2 separate regions of the Homo sapiens genome follow, and region 2 is linked to region 1. A link is a loop called in an ENCODE intact Hi-C map of the cell type or tissue named here. Cell type or tissue: ascending aorta. All regions are shown on one strand. Region 1 has its middle 2.8 kb from the start of HSPG2. Region 2 has its middle 42 kb from the start of ECE1-AS1.

Evidence for each region. A loop is a pair of places that touch in the nucleus more often than their neighbours do. Peaks named below come from ENCODE experiments on the same cell type or tissue, not always from the same donor. Only the 100,000 strongest peaks of a DNase experiment are listed, where the experiment ranks them.
Region 2: a loop joins it to region 1, with 2.2 times the contacts of the local background. A loop is called at or near these places in 2 of 110 quality-filtered maps.

Annotation. Positions count from the first base shown.
Region 1 is chr1:21,938,073-21,942,072 of GRCh38, reverse strand. No RefSeq gene overlaps it. Among named protein-coding and RNA genes, the nearest start is that of HSPG2, 2.8 kb to the right of the region's middle. In ascending aorta, a CTCF peak has its summit at 2,246; DNase peaks (open chromatin) are centred at 2,262 and 3,151; H3K4me3 peaks cover 1,464 bases; H3K27ac peaks cover 4,000 bases.
Region 2 is chr1:21,333,231-21,337,230 of GRCh38, reverse strand. It overlaps a transcript of ECE1 not described here. Among named protein-coding and RNA genes, the nearest start is that of ECE1-AS1, 42 kb to the right of the region's middle. RefSeq lists an enhancer at 2,636-2,855. In ascending aorta, a CTCF peak has its summit at 2,336 (motif pointing right); DNase peaks (open chromatin) are centred at 2,360 and 2,860; H3K4me3 peaks cover 2,441 bases; H3K27ac peaks cover 4,000 bases.

The DNA of each region.
Region 1 (4,000 bases):
GCAGAATGGGTGTGGTTGAGAATGGGAGTTTGTAGAATCAGACCGACATGGACATGAATCCTGGTTCTACCTCTTACTGACTGCATGACCTGGGCAAGCCACTTCATCCCCTGGGCCTCAGTTTTCCCAGCTGGAAAGGGAGGGGAATAATAAAATGTACTGCCTTGCCTGCTCCCCAGGGTTTATCTTTGTTCCAAGCACAAACCAGAACAGGGACATTTACACTGTGTGCCACGTTTGAACTAATGTCTTGTTCTTTCATTTAAGTAACAATTATCCAAATGCCAACTCTGTGCCACACACTGTGCTCTTCACAGGGGATATAATTGGGACCAAGACAGAAACAAGACCTTCATGCCCTCTGCCTTCATTATGCCTCATAATATTAAATGATCTTCCAAATAATTACAATGGTCAAAAATGCTACAAGAAAAGCATGGCGGGGGGGGCGCTGTGGGAAAGTGTGGTGGGGAACACGACCTCGCTTGGGAGGTCAGAGAAGATTTCTGTGGTCATGTGATGTTTGGACTCAATCTTAAGGGAGAGTAGAGTGAAGGGGGATGGGTGTTAACTGGGAAAAGCACTTAGGAGAGGGAACAGCATCTGCAAAGACTATGGTGGGGAAGGGCTGTGGCTGGATTGATGGGCAGGACTAGATCATGCCAGGCCTTGTGGGGTCCCCGCCCTCTCCATGGGAACTTTTGCTGCCTGCTTAGACCCACCTCCTGCCTCCTCTTCCTCCTCTTCTTCAGTACTATCTTCTTGTTTTTTCTCCTCCATCTCAATTCTCTTTCACACCAATTTCTGACTCTTCATTTTCACCCAAGGACATATTGTTACTCTATTAGCATTTGTTTTCCCACATGGACATAGAAACTCTCGTGGGCAGTGTTTAGTTTCACTATTGAATGAATATAGGGCCACAGCTAGCCTTACAGTGCCTTCACTCATATCAGCAAAAAGTACCCATTCTGGGCCGGGTGCAGTGGCTCACGCCTGTAATCCCAGCACTTTGGGAGGCCGAGACGGGTGGATCACTTGAGGTCAGGAGTTCGAGACCAGCCTGGCCAACATGATGAAACCCTGTCTCTACTAAAAATACAAAAAATTAGCCAGGTGTGGTGGCATGTGCCTGTAATCCCAGCTACTTGGGAGGCTGAGGCAGGAGAATCGCTTGAACCCAGGAGGCAGAGGTTGCAGTGAGTTGAGATCGTGCCACTGCACTCCAACCTGGGCAACAGAGCAAGATTCTGTCTCAAAAAGAAAAAAAAAAGTACCCATTCTGGGCAGATGTAGCCCCACAACAGGGCCCATTACAGTTCCTATTTACCCACTTGGCTGCACACCTTTGTTCAGTGAACAACCTGCGCAACTGTCCACTGCAGCCCTGAATGAATGAATGAATGGACAAAGGAATGTGATTAAGATGAATGATAAGCTCTCAGGCAGAGAAAAGATTTGGAATGGGAGTGGAAGCCAGAAGATGAGTCCTACTGAATTTGGAGGAGTGGACAGGTAAGCCACAAACTCCAGCTGCTGGTTCCAGAACCCCCAACACCTATTCTCAGAAGTCAAGCTGTTTGACTATTTCTGCCTATCCAAGCTGTTGTAGTCTCTCCGTGCCCAGGGAACCTTGTATGAGACTTGAGTTGTTTCTCTCCTCGAGTGTGACCAGCACCCTGAACTCTGTGTACATACAGTGAGATTATGGGCGCCTCCAAGGTTTTGCCAAGCCCAGAAGGCCTTGTGCCTGCTCCTCTTCTTAGCCATATGAGGAGATAGCCAGGCTCTAGACAAAGCAACTTGAGAGCATTTGCTAAAGATATCAAGGACTGCAAACTAAAACAGACCCAGGCAAATCCCTTAGTGGGAAGGAGAGGACACAGAATAAATAGGTGGATGACCAATCCTCCGCTGCTGGAGCCGCCCTGGAAGACTTTCTCAACATGCCATATATTCCTGCTTTCTGCGTGTCAGCCCAGCTCCTTCCAGTCCCTAGTCGGCCTTACCATCTCTTTCCTCAACCCCTTTGAGGAAGGAAGACTTATAGCTCTGGGTTAGTCTTGACCAAACATCTACAAAGGGTTGCTTGTTTCCCTTTTTTTCCCCCTTTGCTCATGAGCAAATCATCCAAGAAGCCAAAGCTCTGGTACTTAAAGGGCCCGAGGTAGGGAACAGACACTGAGGCAGCTCATGAAATGCGATTTGTCACGGATGCTGACAAATCCATGGACAGGCAAGGCCTTGGAAAAATCCTGCCACTAGGGCTGGCCACCTGCCAGCTCTGAAGTCAGTGGAGTTTTGAAGCCTTTCTCATCGGACAGGGAGTTTCCAAGTGCAAACCTGGTGTACTCTCCCCTCAAATGGGAGGTCCCTGGGGTGGCTGTGGAGGCTGCTCCTCTATCAGACCTCAGCTCCCCAAGGGCCAAGTCATGTCTCTCTCTTTAGATTGGGAGCACACCAGAAATAGTAATAAGAGAAATGGCTACCACTTATTTCATGCTTACCAAGTGTCTGAAATGGCTGTGTTTTTTAAAAGAAATATATTAATTTATCTTAATTCTCATAACAACACTAAGAGAGACGTCTTAACGTTATTCTCATTTTCTACATGCAGAGACTGAGACATGGAAGTTGAATCATGTGCTCAAGATTGCACGGCTAGGTGGTGGAGGCAGGATTCTCTATCAGACTGAGAACAATACCCGGACAGGGACTATTCTTCCCCACACCTCTATCAGATTAAGAGTTTACTGAGGGCCAAGATTGGGCGTCCCTCCTCTGTCCACCCCTATCTCCCTGTGCGGATCAGAGATAGACCTTATTCAGTGCTGTGCCTGGAGCCTGGGTTGGGGCCAGGCAGTTGGCCTGACTACCGTGGATGCAATTTCTGTTCTTTACAACTCTGAGCTGGTCCCACAGAAATATGCCCCACAGGGCATATTTTGGAGATATCTTTTGGAGATAGGGGATCTATCTGGGATGGGGGTCAGGATGCCAGTGTTTTTTCAATCCCCCAGATGCCTGGATGAGAGGCCCCAATGTGCTTGGGAGCCTGCGGACCCCTATCACAGGGAACATAGCTTCCGGAGCCAGGCCTGGTGCCGCCCAGTGAGCTGGGCATTTCCTTCTGTCCACAGCTCACCTCACTCCTGGCTGCAAACCCAGCCATGAGTTTCTGGAACCTAGCAACTCTCACAGGAAACAATGGAAACTTCAGTTTTATTCTCCTCCTCTATCATTACTCAAAAGGTTTTCCTCAAAGCTACACACACATAGTTTTCCTCTCCACCCATCAGCCTCGGGCTGCCCTGGAAATTTCAGGCAGAAGAGGGGAGCTGAAGAGTAGGCAGTGAATAGGTCTGGGGGCTTGGTGCTGTTTGCTGCCTGCGGTTGGGTCAGAGACAGATCATGGGGCTGTGATTTTACCACCCACCCGAGCATCTGTGATGGGGCTTTGGCAGGGTCTGTCTGTCTGGGCCTGAGTGTGTGAGTTGGTGTGGTTCTGGCTCTGGGGCTGTGATTTATGTGACTCAAAGTTGGTGTGTGAGTGATTTACATGGAAAATGGTGCAGGTGGGGTGGGCAGCTCAGTTCAGTACCCAGTGCCCACTATGAGGCACTGTGATTAGTGGGTGAGAACAGGTAAAAGATACAGGCTGAGGCTGGGTGCGGTGGCTCAATGCCTGTAATCCCATCACTTTGGGAGGGCAAGGCGGGCAGATCACAAGGTCAGGAGTTCGAGACCAGCCTGGCCAACATGGTAAAAACCCCATCTCTATTAAAAATACAAAAATTAGCCAGGCGTGGTGGCACGCCTGTAATCCCAGCTATTCAGGAGGCTGAGGCCGGAGAATTGCTTGAACCCGGAGGCGGAGGTTGCAGTGAGCCAAGATCCCACCACCGCACTCCAGCCTGGGGACAGAGCGAGACTCCTTCTCAAAAAAAAAAAAAAAAAAAAAAACAAGCTGGTAAGCATGTAGGCAATGATGTGGGCCTGT
Region 2 (4,000 bases), 600 kb after region 1:
TTGGGTGGATGTACGTGTAAATGTCCGTGGCTGACATTTGGGTTGATTCCAGCTTGAGGCTGCTGTGACATTCTCGTATGTAACTCTTTGCAGACCTCAGCACTCATTTCTTTGGGGCACATACTTAGGAGTGCAACTCCTGGGTCAGAGGGGCAATGTGTGTTTAACTTTCTTTTTTTGTTGTTGTTTTTTTGAGATGGACTTTCACTCTTGTTGCCCAGGCTGGAGTGCAATGGTGCAGTCTCGGCTCACTGCAAGCTCTGTCTCCTGGGTTCAAGCGATTCTCCTGCCCCTGTCTCAGCCTCCCAAGTAGCTGGGATTACAGGCGTTTGCCACAACACCAGGCAAATTTTTTCTTTTTTTTAGACGGAGTCTCGCTTTGTCCCCCACACTGGAGTCTCGCTCTGTCGCCCAAGCTGGAGTGCAGTGGCGCGATCTCGGCTCACTGCAAGCTCCACCTTTTGGGTTCACGCCATTCTCCTGCCTCAGCCTCCTGAGTAGCTGGGACTACAGGTGCCCGCCACCACGCTTGGCTAATTTTTTGTATTTTTAGTTGAGACAGGGTTTCACTGTGTTAGCCAGGATGGTCTCAATCTCCTGACCTCGTGATCCGCCCACCTCGGCCTCCGAAAGTGCTGGGATTACTACAGGTGTGAGCCACCGCGCCCGGCCACAGCCGACTAATTTTTTGTATTTTTAGTAGAGACGGGGTTTCACCATGTTGGCCAGCCTGGTCTCGAACTCCTGACCTCAGGTGATCTGCCCACCTCGTCCTCCCAAAGTGCTGGGATTACAGGTGTGAGCCACCACGCCCGGCCTCAGTGAATGTTTTTTGTTGTTTTGGTTTTGAGACAGGGTCTCTCACTCTGTCACCCAGGCTGGAGTACAGTGGCATGAACACAGCTCACTGCAGCCTTGAACTTATGGGCTCAAGTGATCTTCCCACCTCAGCCTCCTGAGTAGCTGGTACCACAGGTGCACCACTACACCCAGCTAATTTTCTGATATTTTTTTGTAGAGACAAGGTCTCACTAGTTGCCAAGGCTGGTATTGAACTCCTGGGCTCAAGTGATTCATCCACCTTAGCCTTCCATGGTGCTGGGATTACAGGTATGAGACACTGCCTGTCTCAAGTGTTTTTTGAAAGAAGGAAGAAATTTGAGTCCTTTCTTTGTCTTAATGCCCCAGATTCACTCTGTAGCCCTGCCCCTGCCCCCAGGGCCTGGCAGTTCTGGGCTGGCACTCTGCCCAGACCCTGGGCTTTGGGCTTCGCCTGCTGTTCTGCAGGGTAGGGAAGGGCCTCCCTCCCTGGAGACCCACTGATTGGCTGTGTGACCTCAGGCAAGTCCCTTCCCCTCCATAGTCCTCACTTTCCCCTTCCGTCAAGCACTGGGTGGGTCGAAGCTTCCCAGCTCCCTGTGTCTGTGGTCTCCCTCATTTGGGAGCCTTTGCTCCTGGTGTTTGGTGCCTCTTCACCCCCAGGGTCTCACCCACCCCAGGCAGGAGCTCAGCTGGCCTGTAGCTTGCAGAAGGACCATTTGGGAAAGCTGGTGGGCCCTTCATTCTTGGTACCCGCCCTAAGAGCCTCACTGCGACTCTGTCCACCCTGGGTGAGAGCCCTCCAGAGTAGGCCCCCAGCCGTGAGAGCCCCCCACCCACTGAGGCTTGGCATCAGGTCGCCCTCGGTCTGAACCCTGCTATTCCCTGGCTCTGGGACTTTGGGCGGCTCAATCCACCTCTCAGGGCTGCAGCGTCCTCATCTTCAGGGTTGTGAGCACCCAAGGAGGCCCTGCCTCATTGTGGGGACAGAAGAGAATGGAGCAGTCACATGCCTGCCCCTAAGGAGCTGCACTCTAGGGGAGGAAGCTGGAGACCAAACAGGCAAAGCCACCCACCAGAAGGATCGCTCCGAGAGAAGAAAGGAGACAAAACAGGGCGATGTGGTGGAGAGTGGCTGTGAGGGGAGGGGGCCGCTCTAGAGGAGCGGCCAGGAAAGGAGGTGATGTCTGAGCTGGGACATGAAGGTTGAGGAGGGGGCAGCCGGGCAAAGACGGGGGCGGGGGAGATGAGAGTTCCCGGCTGCCGGAACAGCAAGTTTGGCACATGTAGGGGGTGAACGCTGGTGTGGCCGGGCAGAGGCAGTGGAGGGTGGAGGGAAGGCTAGGGAGAGGTGGGCCTGGAGGGGCAAGCCATGGACAGCCTTGTCTGTGGGGCAGGGGTCAGCATTTCGTTCTAATAGTGGTGGGAAGCCACTGGAGGACCCCACGTTGAGGGGCGACTGGGCTTGGTTTCTGTTTGGAAAGACCTTGGCTGCTGTGTAGAGCATGGACTGTAGGGGGCAGGAGGGAGGCAGGAGCGCGGGCCTCAGGATATTCGTCTGTCCTGAGGCTGAGGAGGCGTAGGTTTCTGCAGGATCTGGGATTTTGGCTGCTACTTCAGGGATGGGAGAGAGGTAGCCAGGCATCCCAGATGCTTCGAGACCTTGCTGGCAGCAGAGCACAGTGGGCAAAAGTTACCTGTGGAGCCAGACAGACCTGTCTGAACCTCCACTTCAACTCAGCCTTCCGGGGTGGGCTTGGGATTCTCCCAGAGTGACCAGTTCCCACCGTCCCAGCCCCTGGGGACCCAGAGAAACAGAGCCAGAGGGCATTGAGCTGGAGCCTGCCTCCCTCGCTTCCGCACACCCTGCCGAGAAGTGAGGGCATAGGAAGTGATGGCCGCAAGGGGATGCCCAGCCCCTCTGCTCCAGGGCTGCTGTTCACACGGCCACGCTGGAGGGAATCCTGTGGCTTTGTGGTTCCTTGTTTCCTGGGCTGGTCTGGTGGAAGATGGCCATGAGAAAGCGGCACTTCATCTTCCTTCGCCCCTGAGTGTTCAGTGGGTGGTTACTCGGCATCCTGTTGGGCTTCCGGTGTGGTGGCTGGGAGCCAGAGAGAGGAGGGCATGAGAGCTCACAGAGTCACAGGAGGTGGGACTTGGAGGTCATCTAGGCCAACTTCCTCATAGGGCAGACCAAGGCTCACAAAGGGAAAGAGACTTACCTGAGGCTATACAGCAGGTTAGAGGCAGGACTTAGACCCTGATTCTAGACTCCTCATCCAGCACTCTTTCTAGATAAGATGGAGGTATGGAGGTTTTGGAGCCAGACAGATGTGGGTTGTAGTCCCAGCTCTGTCACTTAGTCCCAGCTGGGTGACCTTTGGTGAGTGACCATCTCTGAGCCTCGGTTTTCTCCTCTATGAAATGGGATGATGGTAGCACCTTTCTCATAGTGGTGTTGTGAAAAGTGGTTGATAATTTATGACAGGTTGTAAAGCTCACAGGACGGTGCACGGAGTTGGCCCTTGGGAGGTGGGAGCTGTTATTACCTTTGTGGCTCCGTCATTTTTTTTTTTTTGAGACGGAGTCTCGCTCTGTTGCCCAGATTGGAGTGCAGTGGCACGATCTCAGCTCACTACAACCTCCACCTCCTGGGTTTAAGCAATTCTCCTGCCTCAGCCTCCCAAGTAGTTGGGATTACAGGCAGGTGCCACCATGCCTGGCTAACTTTTGTATTTTTTAGTAGAGACGGGGTTTCACCATGTTGGCCAGGCTGGTCTCGAACTCCTGACCTCAAGTAATTTGCCTGCCTCGGCCTCCCAAAGAAGTTGGGATTATGGGCGTGAGCCACTGCGCCCAGCCCGTGGCTCTGTCATCCTAACCTCCTGAAGCACCGGAAAGAATGGCTGCGTGCTGGCCCTCACATATGCTGTTTTCTGATGAACGCGGTTAGGGAGGGAAGATGAGAATGGGCCATGGTTGGCCCATCTCTCTGCTACTTATTTTATTTCCCCACTATATTTGAGAGACTCCTTAGCCAGGCCACACTACTACCCACCCACCCCCCCGCCCCCCCCACGGCTCTGGTGGGCTGGAGCTGTGCTGTCTGCCTTCAGCCCAAATAGGGGTGGGGGAGGCGGAGGCACTAAGTGCAGGTCCCGGGTGAAAAACTGGGCAGCTC